Regions from separate parts of the Mus musculus genome. Here region 1 is linked to region 2. Evidence: chromatin loops called from intact Hi-C (ENCODE). Cell type or tissue: heart. All regions are shown on one strand.

The links. Peaks named below come from ENCODE experiments on the same cell type or tissue, not always from the same donor. Only the 100,000 strongest peaks of a DNase experiment are listed, where the experiment ranks them.
Region 1: it touches region 2 in a loop (12-fold over the local background); 5 of 42 quality-filtered maps call a loop at or near these places.

Annotation. Positions count from the first base shown.
Region 1 is chr10:5,799,738-5,802,237 of GRCm38, forward strand. It overlaps Fbxo5 (F-box protein 5), which reads right to left. Exons shown (of 5, transcript NM_025995.2): 2 at 2,132-2,500; 3 at 1,415-1,505; 4 at 519-698; 5 at 1-85. Among named protein-coding and RNA genes, the nearest start is that of Fbxo5, 4.5 kb to the right of the region's middle. In heart, a CTCF peak has its summit at 941 (motif pointing right); no DNase peak of the experiment used is centred here.
Region 2 is chr10:7,779,688-7,782,187 of GRCm38, forward strand. It overlaps Ginm1 (glycoprotein integral membrane 1), which reads right to left and starts at 1,230. Exons shown (of 8, transcript NM_001346750.1): 1 at 1,074-1,230. The coding sequence starts at 1,187. In heart, no CTCF peak of the experiment used is centred here; a DNase peak (open chromatin) is centred at 1,164; H3K4me3 peaks cover 1,804 bases; H3K27ac peaks cover 1,227 bases.

The DNA of each region.
Region 1 (2,500 bases), 2.0 Mb before region 2:
GCTCTAAATAGTGGTCATATTTTGCAGGGAAATTACAGCGAACACAGGCTTTGAGGCTTTCGTTGTTCTTCAATGTCTTTGCCACCTGGAAGAAAAAGAAATCCATGTGTATTTTAGTATCTTGAATTTGTTATTAAACCAGGAAGGAGAACCATGCCTCCAATACAGACATTAAATACCCATTACCTAATGGGTTCAGAGTAATAGGTGCCCTTAAACTCCTGAAAGGTATGCCTTGTATTCAGCTGTTCTCCTTTTGACAGTGGCAACTATAAGATGTAGTATGGGACAGTCTTGGGATATTTCGAGGTCACTACTGAGAGTAGATGAAAAGGACGGAAGATGTGACCTCTACTGCCTTAATGCTTTTTACTACAAACCCAAACAACATCATCATGTGATGTAATTTAGTACCAGACACCAGATAGCATGTAGTGGCAAACTGTCCTGTGAAACCCTCTTTCTTACTTTAACTATAAGTAAGTGTTCCTCATTTCTAAGACTTTCCCGATAGTTACCTCCACGAACTCATTGTGCCGGCTGTAGGTAGAAACTCTCTGACCACGCTGACTGGAGGACTTGATTTGAACATCTTTTTTGGGAGGTGCCCAGGTCGATGACTTTTGAACACAAGTTAGTGCAGCTCTGCCCACAACATATCCTCTCGTTGTAGCATGTAGTGACAACTTACTGCTTTCCTGATTCAAAGTTTAAAGAGATTTTCAATTCTTTTTCATATTCCTTGATAAAGGGATCCCACAGGACTGTAATCGCAGCCCCTCCATTGGACAGAGTTATGCACAGAAACACTCCAAAAAGGAACTCACTCAAAGTGTGAATCAGAGACAGCTATTAGGAATTTAAGGTGCCCTTTAAACCAGCCAAGACCAACACTAAATAAAGTCCTGTCCACAGAACAAGTAGACAGGACTTTATTCTTCCCATACCAATAGAGGGCAGCAGTCAGCTAACAAACATTTATTTTAGGATTTTTGAGAACAGGTTCAAGATGTAGCTCCATGCTGTCTTTAAACTTCTCAAGCCTCCAGTATTCCAAGATTACAGACACTTGAGACCATCCTGCCTTAGGAGCATACTTCAATCATGTAATGATCAACTGTCAGAAACACCACAATTAGCAAGTACTTTAGAAAATTAAACTCTTCCTCTATACCAGGAAGTTAACTGGTTGCTTAAGACCACTTTGTGGTTGGTGTGTCTCATACAAAGTAGAATTTTTTAAACTTAGGCTTATTAACAAGTTCTATAGAGGATCCACACACTGCGAGCGCCTCACACCCTTCCTCCCCAGGAAGCTGCCATTTCTTATGAATTGAATGAATTTACAAGCACTTGTTTCTCCCCCTAAAAGAGCAATGGCAGCTTAAGAGAAAGAGCACTTTGGAAGACTTACAATGACTCGCTGCATGGTTTTGCTGTAGAGCTGGAACGCCCCCTTATTGTTTTCCAGTATCTTCTTCCAAATTCTGCTCACTTTAGACAGACTGAAAACAAAGGAGACAAAGGTCTAAGTCCAACAGAGAACTGAAGCAGATGACTACAAGCTACACTAACCCAACACGCACTGAAACTGGGTGGATTAAGATCTGGGAATGACAGAGCCCAGTTATGAGTGCTTAGCCAGACTACCAAAGAGCCAGCCAAAACTTTTTAAGTTTTTAAAAAAACTCCCACCAAGCTTGTTGTATATCCATTTTTGTCTTGAGTATCTATTAGGATAAGCAATTTCACACCAGTACAATGTATACACCTCCACCTTAGTGTGACAGGATATTAGGCTAACTTGTAACCAATTTTGAAAAATCTATTACATCAACTGAAATAGCACACCTCACAATGCTGAATACAGAAACCACCCACTAATAGAAACCACCTTATCTACCCATTTCATTGCAGCTAGCCAGATAATTCAGTATAGAATACATTCTTCTAATGGCAGACTATGAAATTCAAAGTGACAAGACTGGATGCAGATTTCCATAGATTTTCTTCCATTTCAAATGTCAACCAAACATTAAAAGGAAGTCAGCACTAAGACCACTTTACATTGGTCTGCTCAACCAGGTCCTATGTTATCTATACATGCAGTGCGCAACACCCTCAAACTCACTTTACTAAGTCCATGCCGCTGAGCTTAGTCAAAATGTTAGCCAACAGGTGCACGAATCCCCTGCGGGAGAGCTCAGCCAGGATGTCTAGGTGCTCCAGGCCCATTTTCTTGCCAATTATATTTTGCAGTCTAAAGTTCCCGCTGGCAATAACTTCCTTCAGCATTTCTCGATCCACTTTAGGGTTTCGCTTGCCATTCTTTTTTAGTGTTGAGCAAACCACTCTTTCAAAATGCAGGACAGGCAGCAAGGTTTTGTTGGGATGCTGGTCCGGGCTCTGTGATGGCAGCAGACGGGCCTGGGGACTGTTTCTGAAATTCTCCAGGATAAGGATGCCATCGTCACGGTCACTTTGTGTGAAAGATGAGTAG
Region 2 (2,500 bases):
ATAATTCTAAAACATTATAAGCAGAATAAAGAGCTGGAGATGGCTCAAGAGTTATAAAAGCACTTGTTGCAAAACAGGACCATGGGAAACACTGAATCCACAAGGTTATCCTGTGACCTCCATTGGTGTAAGTTCCCGATCCAACACCACATATACACAACAAGTAAAGTTTTAAACATAAAAAGTGACATTTATCATGACAGTCACTTCTGTCTTTAGTGTGTTCCTACCACATAAGTTTCTTGTCATTTGGGGAAAACTCGAATTTTATAATCTCTAAACTTTCTCCTACTATACTGAAGAAGGCCAATGTGGCAACAAGAGTAAATCATGGGCTGGCATTTTGCAATGGCAGGGTTCTCACAGTAAGCCAGGAATCTGAAAGACTTGTGACCTTAGAGCGGTTGAATCTCGTTCCCCTGGGATGTTGAAGAAACTCATCTCCGACCCATCACGCAGGAAAGGACTGCTCCTCCCACCCACCCCACCCCCACGACCACACACACACACACACACACACACACACACACACACACACAAACACACATCCAATAAAAAGCCCATCCGGGAAGCGATAGACCTTCAGCCTCCCTCAGTCGCTAGCCCGAGTGGCCCCGAGACCAAGAAAGGCACTCCCTCCTGGTCGCGGCCGAGCAGACACAGGTGGCCTGGAAAATTGCTAATTGGGCAACACAAACATCTTCAGGGCCCAGGACCGGGCGCTAACCCAGGAAGGAGCCATTACAAACGACCGAAGTCACTAGCGATCACGCATTTTCGACAGCAAAACCTGGCAGGATCCGAACCGATTCGAGAGGCGCTAGGAAACTCAAGTTCGATGGCCGCAGTCTTGACCACACTTTCAAGGACGCCTGCACGCCTTCCTTGCGTTCCCTTTCGGGGGACCCACCCCACCCGGCATCCGGGAAAGCCCCCCCTTTCTCTCCCGGCGGCCAGACCCGGTCCAGCCCCGCACTCTCGGCTGTCCACCTGCGGGAGGGGGCAGCGTCACCCCGCCCGGGCTCCCGGAGGTCCAGGCAGAGGAGCGGCTTGTTGCGGACGCCCAGCCCTACCTGCGGGGCTGTGGACGGCGGCCTGGGCGCGTTGGTGGTCAGCCATCCCGCGGCTGGCAGCGCTATGAACAGCAACAACCGGACGGACAGCGGCGCCGACAGGCCGCCCTCCATCTTGGACAACACCGGCCCGGCGCGGCGGGAGGTGAGGGCGTGGCGGTCCGGGGCGGGGCGGGGCCTAGGGGAGGGGAGGGGCTGGGGGGCGGGACCGACCCCTCCCAAATGGGGCGGGTCGACCGAGCTGCTGGGGCTGCGCAGGCCTTTGACGTCTATGGGCGGAGCCAACTTTGTGAGCGTCCTCCGGGAGTTTGAGATGAGAAAGGGGTTTTCTCCAAACAAGTGCAATTCTTTACGAAGCCTTTACTTTTGGAGTGTGATTTTGTTTTCTCTTTCGAAACAGGATCTCGAAACAGTAGCCTAGGCTAGCTTTGAACTACTTACTGATCCTGCTGGAATTACAGAAGTGTGCCACCCTCTCACCTCAACCTTGATGGTACTTTTTCATTAGTATCAATATGTCGATATACTTACAAAAAAATGAAACAACTAGTGTCTTATAAAATGTCAGGAATGATAAATAAAAATTTAGCACTTGGAGAGGTACCCGCTTTTTCACTGGCTCTCACTATGCAGCTCCAGAACCCTCTATCTACACCAAGCTGACATTCAACTTGTGACAATTCTCCTGCCTCTGCCTCCTGAGTGTTGAGATTACAGGCAAACACCACCATTCCTACTGACTCATAAATTGCCACCTCTGGCTACAGGTGAGACTTTTGTTTGTTTGTTTTGTTTTTGTTTTTCGAGACAGGGTTTCTCTGTATAGCCCTGGCTGTCCTGGAACTCACTTTGTAGAGCAGGCTGGCCTCGAACTCAGAAATCCACCTGCCTCTGCCTCCCACGTGCTGGGATTAAAGGCGTGCGCCACCACTGCCCGGCCAGGTGAGACTTTAAAAAGTTTATGAAGTACTGGGCCTCCGTACAGCCCCAAGTATCTGATTCGATTAGATTGCACTAGAGCTGGGAAAGTGATAATTTGTCATGGGTCAGGGCTGAGGACCTGGCCCTTACCTTAAATGTCCCACTGTACTTTTGGCGTCGAGAGAAAATGCCACCAAATGAAGCCCGGTTCACATGTCTCCACATTCTGCTCCATTACTTTCCTAACCTATGAAATGAAGGTGTAGACCTTTCTTTAACCTGTTAATTTTTAAAATTTTATGTAAATGAGTTGTAAACCACCATGTGGGTGCTGAGAATCAAACCCCAGTCCTTTGTAAGAGCAATAAGGGGCCTTAACCGCTGAGCCGCCTTTCCAAACCCTTTTTCTAACCCTTTAGCTTGTATTTATTGTGGAGCAAGGTGTCATGTGGACGTGAGAGGACAACATCCGGGGGCCAGTTCTCCGCTTCTGCCATGTGGCTTAC